2 separate regions of the Homo sapiens genome follow, and region 2 is linked to region 1. Evidence: chromatin loops called from intact Hi-C (ENCODE). Cell type or tissue: endothelial cell of umbilical vein. All regions are shown on one strand.

Region 1 (8,000 bases):
TTTAGATAGGGCATCCATATCTTTTGCCCATTCTTATTTTTATTTATCTATTTACTTATTTTAATTTATTTATTATTTGAGATGGAGTTTCGCTCTGTCACCCAGGCTGGAGTGCAGTGGCACGATCTCAGCTCACTGCAGCCTCTGCCTCCCAGGTTCAAGTGATTCTCATGACTCAGCCTCCTGAGTAGCAGGGATTATAGGCACATGCCACCATGCCCAGCTAATTTTTGTATTTGTGGTAGAGATGGCGTTTCACCATGTTGGCTAGGCTAGTCTCGAACTCCGGACCTCGGGTGATCTGCCCACCTCTGCTTCCCAAAGTGCTGGAATTACAGGCATGAGCCACCACACCCGGCCTATTTATTTATTTTTTGAAATGGAGTCTTGCTGTGTCACCCAGGCTTGAATGCAGTGGAGCAATCTTGGCTCACTGCAGCCTCCACCTCCTGGATTCAAGCAATTCTCCTGCCTCAGCCTCCTGAGTAGCTAGGATTACAGGCATCCACCACTATGCCTGGCTAATTTTTGTATTTTTAGTAGGGAGGGGGTTTCACCATACTGGTGAGGTTGATGTCAAAGTCCTGACTTCAAGTGATCTGCCCACCTTGACCACCCAAAGTGCTGGGATTACAGGTGTAAGCCACTGGACTCTGCCCTGTTTTGCCCATTTTTTAACTGGATTGTTTCCTTATTGTTAAATTTTAACAGCTCTTTTTATATTTTGGATATAAGTCATTTATCAGATGTGTGCTTTGAAAATATTTTCTCCCAGGCTGTGGCTTGGTTTTTCATTTTCTTAACAGTGCTTTTCATAGAGCAGAAGTTTTTAGTTTTAATGAAGTCATTTGTCAAGGATCAGTTTATCATATTTATGTAGGTCTACACATAATTCTAGGCTCTCCATTCTATTCTATTGATCTGCTTTTCCATTCTTTTGCCAGTACTAATGGTCCAGGTCAGATGCGGTGGCTCATGCCTGTAATCCCAGCACTGTGGGAGGCCAAGATAGGCGGATACCTTAAGCCCAGAAGTTTGAGATCTGCCTAGGCAACATAGCGAAACCTTGTCTCTACTAAAAATACAAAAAAATTAGCCAGGCATGGTCATGCCCACTTGTCGTTCCAGCTACTTGGGTGGCTGAGGTGGGATGACTGCTTCAGCCCAGGAGGCGGAGGTTGCAGTGAGCTGAAGTCGCACCACTGCACTCCAGCCTCGGTGACAGAGTGAGACCCTGTCTCAAAAAAAAAAAAAAAAAAAAAATCTCTGGTGTTTTTCATGGTCATAGCGGCATTATAGGTTTTTTCTGGAGTAAGACCACAGAGGTAAAGTGCCTTTTCATTATGTATCAAGGGTACATATTGTCAACATGATTTATCACCTTGATCACCTGGCTGAAATAATGTTTGCCAGGTTTCTGCACTGTAAAGTTATTATTTTTCTCTTCTTTCTATACTATAATTTTCAGAAGATAGTCACTATGAGCAGCCCACACTCAAGGAGTGGAGAGGTATTCTCTTCCTCTTTGAGGGCAGAGTATAGGCATAAATCATTTGGATTTCCTCCGTTGGATATACTTGCCTCTTTATCTTCATTCATTTATGTATTCAGTCATTTATTTATATCTGTGTAGGCTTGTGGATATTTATTTTACACTTTTTGTTATAATCCGATATGTTTTTAAAATTTTGGTCATTAAATTATTTCAGCTTTGGCCATTGGGAGCTGTTTTAGTTGGCTTTGGTGTCCCTTTGACATATCCACATCAATATAGGATTTCTCTTTCTCTCACACACACACACACACACACACACACCCCTACACCCCTTATTTTCTAGCACTACAAAATGTTCCAGGCTCACTTTTTATATTTCCTGTTCTTGTCCTAGAAGCATCCCTTTTCTCAAGGAGCATGGATGCCTTTTATTGGGGAGTGATGTTAGAAACCAAGGTCTGGGCACTAGGTATGCTCATTGCTACTGATATGTGATTGCTTCTAGGCCCTCTCAGCTGACAGAACGAAGAAATACAAGCATAGATTACTAACCTGTGTGTATACATATAACTATAAACATTACTATATGTAATTATCTGTATCTATATTAAGCTAAACATGTGTTCATACTGTGTCTCCTACCATAATTCATCACCATATGGATGATTCTAATCACTCTCCCTTGCTTACCTCTAACCTCTCACTCTAACAGTGAGAAATCTGGTTCCCATCCTATGGCATCCATTTACTTGTCTAATTCTCGTGTATATATATTTTATATATATATATATATATATATATATATATATATATATATACACACACACACACACATACACACACATATGTATATACACACATACATATATACACAGACACATATACACACATATGTATGTACACACATACACATATATATACTTTTGCTTTTATTTATTGTTCCTACTGTATGCATTTTTGCTCTAAAGTATAGTAAATACAGTGGGTAACTATGTAGTTAATCCTGTTTTACTAATATAAATAAAGTGAATACATTTGTATTAACCTTTCATAGTTGAGAACTTCATAGCTCACCTCTACTACAAAGGAACCTCTGGAGTCTTGGGGATAGCAACTCAGTGCAATTTCTTTAGGGACTACATAGCTAAATCTTTAATCACAGTCAAATTGGCATCTTCTCTGACTTCCTCATGTTTGTTGTGTAGATATTTTAACTGTACAGATCCCATGTGAAGGAAGAGAAAGGAATAAAAAATACTTCATAATAATAAAACTAAGTATATCATCTGTTGGCATTCATTATGAGATCATATGTTTTCACATTAAATGGGGAAATAAGGAAAGAAGAGTTTGTTCAATGAAAGGAAAACAGTTTTTTTTTAAGTAGCATCAGTTTTTAGCACATATTATAGGCTTTTTTTTCACATTTTAAAAAAATTTTAGATGATGGAGGAAGTGTAGGAAGTGACTAATATTTAAAACAATTGCCTCAGTGGTCTGATTTTCTGCTAGTGATTAGATGCAATAGGTTCAATCCTGAACTCTGCACATCTTTGTCATTGTGATTTGGCTCTTGAGATTGAGTCTCTCCTGGGGCAGAATCCAATATTCCTTTTGTGGTAATGAGCTGGAATGAGCTACAGTCTGGCTTTCTGGAAAGAATCAGGAACTTGGGAGAAGGAACAGTTGTGACCACTGGGTTTTGGGATTCTATGATTTGTGATTCTCTCACTGTCTCATTTAAGTGACTGCCTTTTTGTTCCCTTTTCACATTGCCCAAGAAGCATGATCTGGAATCCTGCCAGAAGCCACTTATGCTGTCAGTGTTTTTAAAGCTGTTCTTCCGTTTGACTAGCAATAATTTTCTTAAAAATCAGTAAGATGAGGTTGACTCCTTCAGTAGTTTCAGAAATGTGTTGCTGGATTGAAGTGGCTGAAATTATAGCTGGTATGGAAAATGATGAGCAATACATTGAAATACCCAAATACCTTGTTTTCTAACTATAACAGTCATTTCATTTTCTTCTAACTTGGTAGGCTTACTATTTTTAGATTCATGACAAAAAAGCCAGAAGACATTTGACCATCACTAATGGACTGTAGACATTGATAGGGTAATTTAGGTAGTCTGGATGACTTCAGTGAAAACCTTTGGATCTTAGGTTAAAACAAATCTTTGAAAGTTGATTCCTCTCTGGTCAGAGCCACCTGATGCAAAGAAATAGCTACCTGTATCTCTTCAGTGGCTTACTAATAGTTTGATCTAAATATGTCACTTGACCTTTTTATGTTTCCATTTTTTCACCTCCAATATGGAGAGAGTACTTCCCTAGAGGGCCCAACCACCCACAAGAGCACTTTGAAAAGTGTGAAGATATTGCCGGCTCTCATCTCTGTTGCTCCCAGTGAGCTGAAACCAGATCCTTCCCTGATGTAATTCTCTGTTTGACCATCCTTGAACTATGTCCCATGAAAGCTGTTAAACTCTGTGTTGTACCTAGGTTATGCAGTGGTTTATGGAAATTGGATCAATGTCCATGACTTTTAAATCTATTGAGAACTCAAGCAATAAGTGACTATTTTATCATGACAGCTGATTTATAACTACTTAGAAGAATCATATTTGTTCCCATTAGTCATGTCTGGATAGTTTCTGCAATATTTTTAAAGCAGTATTCTTTTAGAAGGCTAATAGATATTTTATGTAAGTATAATTTTAATTGATGCACTATATATTCTAATCCATTAGATGTATTTCTGATTTTCTTAAAAGGGAGGTTCAGAGTCCAGTGACATTTGAAGAAAATCTTATTTTGCAGCTTAGTTTTCACAGTCTTGCTCATAAGATTTCTTCCTTATGTCAAATCCAATCATTTTATATGCAGATGTATGTCATTTATTCTTTTAAAATACATAACCTTTTCTTTAGCAACATAGTGTGATATTAAGAGAAAAGAAAGAATGCAAGGAAAACCATGGAATACTAACTAAAAGTTTGGTATGTTAGCATCATCTAGAAACTGTTAGGGAAATGACTTCTTAAATAATGAGGCCCATCTTGAAATTCAACATAGTTTATTTTTTTAGAGAATCTCCTTTTGATGGTGTATTTAATAACCTGTTATGCAGACAGTCATACCATCTTCATTAGAAATAAACTACATAGCTTTTTCTTTGCATAAACATTTCCTCAGAGCTGTTTGCTGTTATCTTTGTTTAGAAAGAAGATGATTATTAAGTATATTCAGCAGTAATGAGATTTCCCTATGCTGATTGCAAGATCTAATTTGTATAATATGTAGACTGAAGAGTGGAAGAGAGAGAATGTGGGAGAGTCCAAGGGAAAAGTTTCATGCCAAACAATATACAGTATTTGCTGTTTATCACTGACCCTGTGCTCAGTATGAGTGTGCTTAATCTCATAAAATATGACAGACTTACCAAGTTAATGGTTATTAGACTTGTCAATGTAAGTCTACTTTACCAAGCTTTGGCTAACGTTGAAAAAATCTCATTTAAATTGTTTAATTTGTGTAGGAAGGTTGATTAACAATTGTTATACTATTATTCTTTCGTTTAAATTTATTTCTTCCATTTGTTTTTGAACTTCTTAAACTTTTAACCATATGAACCTTGAAACTATACACTTCAAGAAAATTTATCTTAAAATGAGTTTTAAGGTAAAATATATGACTTATTTTTAACCCATGAATTTAAATTTCCTTATTAAATGTTTCATTTGCTTTTGCCTTTCATTTTTCAGGAATCATTTCTCCTAGTCTGTCTTTCTAAGTTGTCAAGCTTTTGTGATTATAAACAATAATACCGCTTTAGTCTGTGAATTTAGATTTCGTCCTATTCTGAGTCTTCTGCCCCATGAAATGTAAAGTTGAGATTTCTTTGTTCTTCATTTAGATATATCAAGATATGTGCCTGAATATTGTGTAACACATAGAGAAACAGTATTAGACTTCCCTGTACATAGTAGATACTCAATAATCTCTACCATTTATCAGTCGAAAATGAAACTTGCATAGTAGTCATTTTTGCAAGCTCTTCACTGTGTCTGTAGACCAAGAGCATTTCTACCCTGTGTACCTCCAGAATCCCCTCCGAGAAGAAACCAGGAAGTTCCCACTAAATGACTTTAGCCGTCCCAGTGACAGAAAATGGTCTGCAGTTTCATTCACATAAAATTAGTGTTTCTTTTTCTCTCTGCCTCCTTCCCGCAACCACATCATTATTGAGTCATTCTAGTCATTTTAGATTGTGCTATTTTATCTGTGAAATTCAGTGAACTAAATATTTTTAGATATTCAAAGAACAAATAATTGTGATGTATTTTGTAAAATATATAACATCACTAATATTATTACAATACATAAGCAACACAACATCAGCCTTCGTTTCTCTTGTATCTGTCTAGACCCTCAAGAGAATTCAGCAAATGAGAACTCAGCCCTTACCAGTGATATACAATATTGTTTGTTCTCTACCATACTGAGTTGTTTGTTTATACCATGTATCAAATCCATTTGAGAAACTGCAGTGGGCGTTGAAGTGGCTCTTTATAAGCAATAGATCAATAAACAGAGTGGTTAATCTGTGGTGAGTTAGCAGTTAGAGACTGCTAATGAAGTTACACTCATTCTAAGATGTCTTTCAGTGGGAGAGAATGTGACAAGGACAGAAAACTTAAACTGGATTATCCAGAGAGATAAAAGCAAGTTATGTTGAAAAAGTGTATCTGGTTTTATTTACGTCTTTTGTAAGGCCCCAGGTAGCTCAAGAGGCATCTCTGACTTACACAGAAAAAAAGAGGAAATAAAAAACCAGCATTATCTACCCCCACATTACACTACAACTGTATACAACTACTTAATCCTTTCTTCCCCTGCAAAAGAAACTAACAGCATGCCAAAAGAAATCTTGACGGGTTTAAGAGCAGTGTGGGGATAATTTCAATAATTTAAAAAGATGTTGCTTTCTGTAATAAAAATTGATTCCATTTCTTTTATTTACTTGAATGAGTGCTTGTTGTAAACACCTTAAATTGAAATGCATCTAATTTATGTTTTTCTGAACTACTTGATTCAGTGTTTTCAAGTACATTGGTGTTGGAATTTCCGAGCTATTTATATGTAAATGGAAAGTCGCCCATAATTGGCACAGGGAGAGGCTGCTAGAAGCCCAATAATCTAATCTAAATTGCACATTTTCCCCTCTCTGTTATACACTCATAATGGCATTTGAGGGCAAATAGTTTGATCTTTATGTCAACATCACTCTCCTCTACAATAAGGGGAAGCAAAGGGATACTTTGTTTTAAGGATTAAATGGCGAAATTTTTCTGTGACACGCCATCTTAGATAGAGCTGCCAGGTTTTATAGGGAGCAAAAAGATATCATTAACTTCTAACTACTTGGATTAGGAATTGAAATTATTTGCTTCAGGTAGTAGAATGAAAGTAAAATTACACAATGTAGTAGAATGAAGGTAAAATTATACAATGTAGTAGAATGAAGGTAAAATTACACAATGGTTGTGACTGTTATAGACTTAGTTTTACCAAATTCTATTTTATTTTTAAAAATGTGTCCTACTTGAGAGTTTGATAACAATGACACTAAAACAATTCTTCTGTTTTCACATTTTTCCTAATTTGTGTGTGTGTGTGTGTGTGTGTGTTTAATATTAGCAAAAGGATCTATCAGATAGAGAAGAACATTTAATGATGTTAAACACCCGGGGAACTTGTTATATGCCTATTATAAATCATGGACTGCTCAAACTTCAAGTAATCTGAGAAAAAGCCACCTGAATTCCAAACTCCATTCCTGAGGAAACAATGTTAAAACAGATTTAAAACAATGTTAAAACAGAATTAGTTAAAATGAGATTCGTTATTCATACCATTCATTCCATGTATCTAGCCATCTATCCATTCATATATTTCTTCAATAAATATCATGCCCAACTAGGCTTAAGCACTGGGCTGGATGCAGGGAGTACAGTAATAAGCAGGAAACTCATATCACCCTCCCAGAGAGGACTGTCTTGTAATTAGAGGTGTAAGCCAGGTTACATGGTGGAATGAAAACTACATTAAAATTTTACCTATTTTTTATTTTCAGGGGCTTCATTGCTCTGCCTTTTCTAGATGTTTAAGAATTAACCATTTAGGCGCAACCTGTTTTATTTAGATGGAAATATTTCTAATATATGACCTCTAAACAGAAATATTGGATGTAATCTTTATGCTTTCAGGATCATAGTTTTGGATATTACAATAGCTTGTTTAATTCTGATAATTCTTATTGGTAAAAATGACTTTTATTGGTGTAAAACTCTAGGATTTACCAAGATTAAACTTTTTCTCATTTAATCTTCACAACAACTCTAGGAAGTAGATGACATGGCTAACCACATCTTATGGATAATGAAACTGAATCTCAGAGAGATTAAGTGGTGAGCCACTTTACTTGTTTACATCACCTGCCTGGT
Region 2 (8,000 bases), 110 kb after region 1:
AATTGATGTTCCATGAATATTGTATATTGTAATAAAAAATTTAAAAAGACTTAGGCATGAAAGAGATGAGGATTATATTTCTTGACAAGAATAATGAATAAAAGTAAATTGCATGGCCATATAAGGGCAGATCTGTAGGCTTTTAAACCTAGTTTGGTATTTACTTCTTAGATGAAAACACTTCAGACATAAATATATAGAAACCATTTCTCTTGGTTAAATAGAAGATGAAAAGTATCAGCTTCAAAATGGTTGTTTTACAACTTGTTATATGGTCACTTCAACAGATGCAGAAGGAACATCTGATAAAATTAAATGTGAATCCTTCCTATTTAAAAAGAACACCTTTATAAATAGGGATAAAGGAATTTTCTCACCTGAATAGAGGTAATATATCAGTACAATTATATACTTAAACAATTTAAATCTTTTTACTGTAGAATATGAATACTGAAAATCACCAAAAAAATTGTTGTTTTAATGTTTTAGTATCATAGCCTCTTAGAAAATATACAGAGGCTACTCTAGGGCTCCCATCCTTGCATTAATTGACTTTTCATCATTAGTATATTTTTTGCAGATGTTTAAATCTGATGTAATATATTTTTAAAAAACTTGGAGTATGAATATAGTGAGTAAGATCAAGTATGGGAGTTATCTAAATTAGGTCTTATACTATGTGTTCATAACCATGTTTTACTAAGAGGGTAGTAAATAATTTTGTTGATTATATCCTCCTATTTTTGCCTTCTTTGTATTCTCTTCATTAATATTTTCTTTTCTCGTGGATTGAGAACAGGATCATTCATTCGTTTGCTTACACATTTAGCAGTTAGTGTACACATGAGCAGTCTACTCTTTTCTTTGTAATTAAGCAATATAGGACACAGACTGTGAAATGAATGAATAAAAGATAATTACATGGACTACTTAATAGCCAAATTCACCAACTTTTTAATGTTCTTTCATTTAAGTATCTATACTTGATTATTGATGTGTTTTTTCCTACCTAATGAAGCAGGAGATTATAAAGAAATTCTGAATGCCTGTCAAGTAGTCTCGTATCTTTTCATCTCAGACAGAATGTCAGTAGATCTACATGCAAATTGAATGCAGCATTGATCTAAAAAGTATAATTAAAAAAAATTTATTTTTAAGTTATAAAAACAAGTGTGTGTCCTGGTACAGCTATGAGAGTATCCGGGGGATAGGTTCTTTGAAGTGTTTGTTTTCATTTTTAAAGATGCCTCCTCCGACATGCTTTATGCCTAGAAGGACTTTGATGTCTGTTTGTAAGGCCATACTCGTGAAGTTAGAGTTAACTTTTTAAGACCACATATCCAAATATATGTTCAACTGTTTATTTTCTGTTCACTCAACAGTATATCCGTATAGAAATATAAAAGCTATATCCATATTTCTATATCCATATAGAAAAATAAAAGCTAATCTTCCTTGGTCTCTCTGTTTTAGCGCTAATATCTTTGCTATAATCTTTTCCCCCACACATCTTATGCCACGATTCCATTTTTCACCCCAGCAATACAAGTTTCAAAAGAACATCTTTCTTCATCATACTCCTTTTTATTCCCTTATCATGCATAACTATGAATGGTTAGATGTAGTTGAAAGTTTTTAATAGCTCCTTTTGTTATCTTTCTCTTAACAGAAAATAACCTTTTTTGAATATACCATTTTCTTGAAATATAAGGCTCTAAGGCAGTGTAGTGGCAGAGGCATGAACCAGAACATTTTTTCAAATTGTTTAATCAGCTGTGTATACCAATTCTACTTTGGAGCAATAACTAGAACACGTAGATGGGATAAAAGGTGGGAAATGCTGTTCCTGTACCTTCCAAAGCACTGAAAGAAGAAATGAGGCCATTTAAATTGTTGAGTCTCAGCACTGGTGTTTAAGTATTAAAAAGAAGCTATTTGAAGAAAAAAATTAGACATCCAATTATCTACTTATTTTTTCTCTAACTTGAGAATCCTGTTTCCTAGTGAGGACGTTATTATCTGCCCTTTATTTACATTATTAGAATATCTAATATTAAAACCGGCCTGCCCAGTTCCCCATAGTGAGAGAAACGTAGGATAAACCTGGTACCTGCAGCAAGAGGACCTTGTGACTGGCCAGAAGGATGGGGCCCCTTTAATGAGTCTGGTATGTCATTGCAGGACTCCGTTGGCAAAGGTAGCGCTGAAATGGAACCTCCAGAGGACTTCTTAGAAGAGAAACAAAAATAAATCCCGATCCCTATCCACACCCTTTTATCTGCCTGCAGAACTACAAACGTTTTCACCAGAAGCCTCTTCTCAATTTTGCTGTAATAAAGGAAATTAAAGACACACTGGGGAGAAACAGTGCTGTCTATGTTCTTATAGGCCCAAACCTGGCTTCATGCTGATAAAGGTTGCCTGTTCAAATGAATCAGTGCTCTATGTGAAATCACAAAGTGAGGAAAAGAGCATTTTAGGTAGAAGTCAGACTTTTCAATAATCATGGGAATCATTCCTTTGTCATACATTAGACTCAGGTAAACTTGAGACTGAGCTACAAGGTGAGCTGAATGCTGCCTTAAGGGCCAAGGAAGGAGGAAGGCTTTTTATTCCCCTGTGCATCAGTGGGGGGCTATTCCTGGGCTTCTCTTGTCAATCACTAGCAATCAGGCTATAATGTGAGATAACCTGTAGGGCATTGGGATATAACTTTCAAAAAGGTAAGTTCTGAGAAATCAGTTTTAGTCTACCTTGAAGGAATGCCTAAACAAAGAATAATGTCATATTTATAGGAGTGATACTCTAATTTAAAAGTGAGATCTTTTGAGTCATAATTTAGATCAAATTATAAGTGTGTTGGCAATTTATTTTAATTAAGTAATAATGAGCTGTGACCAAAATATTTGTGTATAAAGTATATTTGATAGATTTTATTTTATGAAAAAGTAATGCTTAAATATAAAAGGCTTAGTGAATTCTTTTGAAATATTCTACTAATAAAAGGTTAGAACCTCCCTTAAAAGTAAAATGTGTGTAGACATATAATAAAGCCTCCTTTCAGGGAGAATCCAATATATTTAAGAGTTCACCTTTTATGCTTCTATGAGTTCACTCTCTATTTTTCTTTTAAGACTTTCTGTTTGTTTGTTTTTGATGCTATTAATGACACCAAATGCATATATACATTGTCTTTATATAGAAGATTGGTTTGCTGGGTAAGTGTCCCTATCAAATGCTTTATTTTAATTTATTCTCAAAACAATGCTTTTTACCGGAGTTTCTCTTTTTCCTGTGTTTATGGTCAAGCCATAGAAGTTCCCTTGATAGTATAAGAGTTACTTTTCTTAAGAAGGACATTAATAATAATAGTTGTATTCATTGTTTCTTCATCACTGAAAGCTGATTCATGAATGGCAAATGACTCACTGTTTACATGTTCTTTTTCTGTTTTGTAGTCAAAGGACTAAAATTTGAAACTTGTAGTTACTGGTATGTCAGGACAGTATGTGTTTGCTTATGCCTGGGGCCTAGCCATAGGCACGATCACCACAGCAACTGCCATAGGCTTGTTTCTTTACAGGTAGAAATTCGTAATGGTGAAATAAAAGGCTTTGAAACAACCAATCTAATTGTTGACTGTGCCATGCAGCGGGGCAAATCAGAAAATCAATCAGAGTCCACCACTTCCCAGGTTTTATCTTGTTACACATCAAATGAAGGTCTTGACAATCAATCTGATGAGAAAAACATTACATCCAGACTTTAGCGAGAAACAGTTTGCTCATGATATACATTTGAAGCAACATCAGCCTCATATTCTTACAATCGGTGGCTGCAGAATTTTTCATGATTCTAAGTTCAGCTTCATGTGTATAAAAGAGGACAGTGATATTGGATCAGAATCTTTCTAATCTCTGTGGTTCCTTGAGCCTAACCCAACCAGTAGATTAAGTGAAGAGAAGAAAAACAATATTTTAAGGCTTTAAGCATTTATCATGGAGTTTGAGTCACTTAATTTTTAAAATCCGTTCATGAGGAAATGATTATGTCAAGTGGATTTAGATAGTTCCAAACAAAAACCCTGCTAAAATACTATATCAAAGTATATCAAGAATAGATGGGGAGTTTTGTATTTTACATGTATGTTTCAATTAGGTTTATTGAGATATAACTAATGATTTTGTCATTTATTATCTATCAGGATCCTTTGGACAGAACATAATAGACAATTGACAAACATCTTAGTATTTTTATATGCAAGGATTTGTGGAAGACATAAAGAAGTAGAATTGCACTTAAGCCTGATGTATGCATAATTCTTTACAGTTTACAAACATTGCCATATACATTTTCTCCAGACCACTAGTCTTTCCAGTGACCTCTTAAATAGGTAACAGCTATTTCTACAGTTCTTTAAATGCTTCTATTTTCAAAGCAAAGTGGAATTTTTGTTTTTGTAGCATCTTGGCACTCTGTCATATGAGAGTTGTGAAACACACTAGCTGAAGCTTATTCTTAATGGAAGGAAATACTGTGGCTGTTAATGTTTTTTTCTAGCTAATGAACCAAATCTATAATAAGCATACAAGTTCCAGCAGTGGTGCAAGCTCTTTGCAGTACACTGACATTAGACATGCCACTGCAAGAAAAGATAATTTCTGACTAATGCCAAGGACTCTGGAGAATTATTAAAATGCAGTGCTCTGAAAAGTTATCTTGGAGTAGTCTACTGTTAACTTCTAGGAGAGATAAAGTGTCCTCCTTGTGCCAGAGCAATTTATATTTCCAGTTTTCATATATATGTCAAAATAATGTTCTTTGTGGTATGCCATGGGTAGTTAAGCACATTTGTTATTCCAAGATCCAAGCTTTCACATTACTGAATAGATGAAAACATAATGTGATCCCAGCCAATGCTTCCAGTCTGAATAGGAGAACAGAAGAAACAAGCAGGGGAGTGTTATCTCAGGCATTTCTCTCCTTGGCCTGGTTTACTAGAATTCTTATGTGCACTTTACAGTGATATCCCTCAAAGGGAGGGTAATTTGAATAAAGCATCTTGTCTCTATTGGCTAATTAGATAAGAAATAATGCAGAGGAATAATGAGGTATGTCCAATGATCCCTATGACAAATCACCTCTTGCTTTGATGTTAGATGGTGGAAGAGCTTTTGTTTCTAGCAGATGAACATCTCCATATAAGTGCCTGCAGCTACCACTCTCCCACTAGAGAAGGGAATTTATAGATGCCACTGTCTTGAGAAACCTCCTCAGATGGAACTGACCCTTCCATCCCCAAGGTAAGGAACCACCTTCAGTTTTAAAACAGTGAAGTGTGGAGAATTGAATCGTGAAAAAATGTATTTTTGTGTAGCTACTATTTGTCAGAGTTCAGCCAATGTTATACAATGAGTAGCATATAAAACAACATTGAACAAAGCTTATCTCACTTAAATGCTTCAAAACATAAACAAAAATAAATATTATTCAACATGAATCTCTCATTTAAGAAGCTGGCAGTTCTAATTCTTATTCTTTTTTCTCTCTTAAATAACTAGTCATTCAGTAAATTATTTTTTTAAAAAGGTCATGATCTCAGAAAAGAAAAAGGACTTCACAGGAAAAACTGATGAAATCTAAATAAAGTCTGTAGTGTTAAGCCAATGTTAATTTCTTAGTTTTGACAATTGTGCTATGGTTATATAAGATGTTAACATTAGGGAAAGCTGGGTGAAAGGTGTATGCGAACTCAACTATTTTTGTAACTCCTCTGTAAATCTAAAATTATCTCAAAATGTTTTAAAAAATTCCTGCCAGTTACTGGGGCAAAGAAGTAGTATGAATAAAACCATAATTATTATTGGGACATACCCCATAGTGATCATTGCTTTCTTAAAATGTACAAAGATAATGATACATAGAAGCTTGGTAAAGCACATAAATATAAAATACTATTTCAAAAATGTAGAAACACATAAGATCAATTCTCAGCATTAGGACTTTCAAATTAACAGAAGCCTCACAATAATGTCAAAAATATAGAGCATACTAAGGGAAGCTCCTTCTGAAAAAAGCAAAAAGCCAAATCACTTTCAAAAACTTTAAAGCATTAGCTCTTCAGTGGCCTTCTATCTCAAAGACATCTGTGAAATGTTCCCTAATTCCCCAGAATAAATCAGTAACCCTGTTCTCCATAGGCACCTGGTACATCACATTTCACTGTCACTTACCACATCTTTCTGTGTCCCTACCTAGGGTGCATACCTCTGGAAAGGAGAAACCTACTGTATTAGGGTTCCCTAGAGGGACAGAACTAATAGGATACATGTATATATAAATGGGGAGTTTATTAAGGAGTATTGACTCACGTGATCACAAGGTGTGATGGACACAACAGGCCACGATAGGCTGTCTGCAAGCTGAGGAGCAAGGAAGCCAGTCTGAGTCCGAAAACCTCAAAAGTAGGGAAGCCAACAGTGCAGCCTTCAGTCTATAGCCAAAGGCCCAAGAGCCCCTGGCAAATCACTGATGTAAGTCCAAGAGTCCAAGAGCTGAAGAACTTGGAGTCTGATGTTTGAAGGCAGGAAGCATCCAGCACAGAAGATGAAGGCCAGAAGACTCAGCAAGCCAAGTCTTCACAACTTCTGCTTGCTTTATTCTAGCCAAGCTGGCAGCAATTTACGTAGTACCCAGCCAGTTTGAGGATGGGTCTGCCTCTCCCAGTCCACCGACTCAATTGTTAATCTCCTTCGGCAACACCCTCACAGACACACCCAGGAACACTATTTTGCATCCTTCAATCCAATCAAGTTGACACTTGGTTAATGCAATCATCACAGTTTATGTTTATCTTCCCTAATGCCTTAGCTCACAATGGTACTCTTAGAATATTTTTTTTTCAAGAAATAAGTGAATTTGATTGAAGAAAATGCGCACATTTCAAAACCCTTTTTAAAAGAGAATTTCTGGTTCAATCTCCTCTCCGGTATGCAAACAAGGAACAAACAAGGAAGAAAATATTTTGCAGAAGCACTTGTCAACTTTAGGGTGCTTGAAAGCATACCCGCATTGCTCCATAGAATTAAATGTAAATGATCCTGAAAACAAGTAGAGTCTCTATGAGAAAGGTCTTGGTTGGCATAGACTCAGTATAATTTGCTGATTCTGCTCTTTCTAAGTTTCATTTGTGATTTCTAATATTGAAATCCTGGTTATTTGCAGGTTTCAGTTAGTTTGTTATACCTTAACCACAAGTTTCTACCTCTGCCAGTTTCTGTCTCTTATGGCTTAATTTGGTGAGTCATATTAGGAAAAGTCAATCAGAAATTAATTACCAGGATTCAGCTTGTCATTTTGAACACTTAAAGTAGTGAAATAAAAGTTACATTTGAAAGTAAATATACTGAAAAGGGAAAGTCATGCAAAAGTCAGTATATGGAAATGGATCATCCTCAGGCGGCCCTGAATTGGTTTTGACTTCATCAAAATGTCTAGTTCATGGTTGGTACATTTAGTATGCACTGTGGCTGCTGCTGTTTGAAGGTTATTAAGTTTGACCTAGATTTTATTGGTGTTCACTCTAATCTACTCAATTATCTTTTGGGGTTTGTGTATGTCTCTGGCAAAGATGAACCATCAATTTCTATTGGCATGTAGAGTAGTTGTGAAGATTTGATAAAATGCTAATTGATAAAAATGAAAAACTGAGTCACTATTTTGATAAAGACTTATTTTCTTAATCTTTTTAAAATTATTAGAGAAATTATTTTTAATGACAAGAAGAGCGATGTAAGGAAGAGTAATATAACAATGAAATCCTATTTCTGGGGCCAGGTGCAGTGGCTCACGCCTTTAATCTCAGCACTTTGAGAGGGCGAGGTGGGCAGATCATGAGGTCAGGAGTTCAAGACCAGCCTGGCCAACATGGTGAAACCCTGTCTCTACTAAAAATACAAAAATTAGCCAACTGTGGTGGTACACGCCTGTAATCCCAGCTT

Evidence for each region. Hi-C counts contacts between places; a loop is a spot of excess contacts. Peaks named below come from ENCODE experiments on the same cell type or tissue, not always from the same donor. Only the 100,000 strongest peaks of a DNase experiment are listed, where the experiment ranks them.
Region 2: it touches region 1 in a loop (6-fold over the local background); 2 of 110 quality-filtered maps call a loop at or near these places.

Annotation. Positions count from the first base shown.
Region 1 is chr7:111,025,198-111,033,197 of GRCh38, reverse strand. The region is part of intron 3 of IMMP2L (inner mitochondrial membrane peptidase subunit 2); the gene reads left to right. Among named protein-coding and RNA genes, the nearest start is that of LRRN3, 62 kb to the left of the region's middle. In endothelial cell of umbilical vein, no CTCF peak of the experiment used is centred here; DNase peaks (open chromatin) are centred at 2,787, 2,907 and 3,007; H3K27ac peaks cover 1,572 bases.
Region 2 is chr7:110,918,584-110,926,583 of GRCh38, reverse strand. All of the region lies in intron 4 of IMMP2L (inner mitochondrial membrane peptidase subunit 2), which reads left to right. Among named protein-coding and RNA genes, the nearest start is that of LRRN3, 170 kb to the left of the region's middle. In endothelial cell of umbilical vein, no CTCF peak of the experiment used is centred here; a DNase peak (open chromatin) is centred at 3,403; H3K27ac peaks cover 1,103 bases.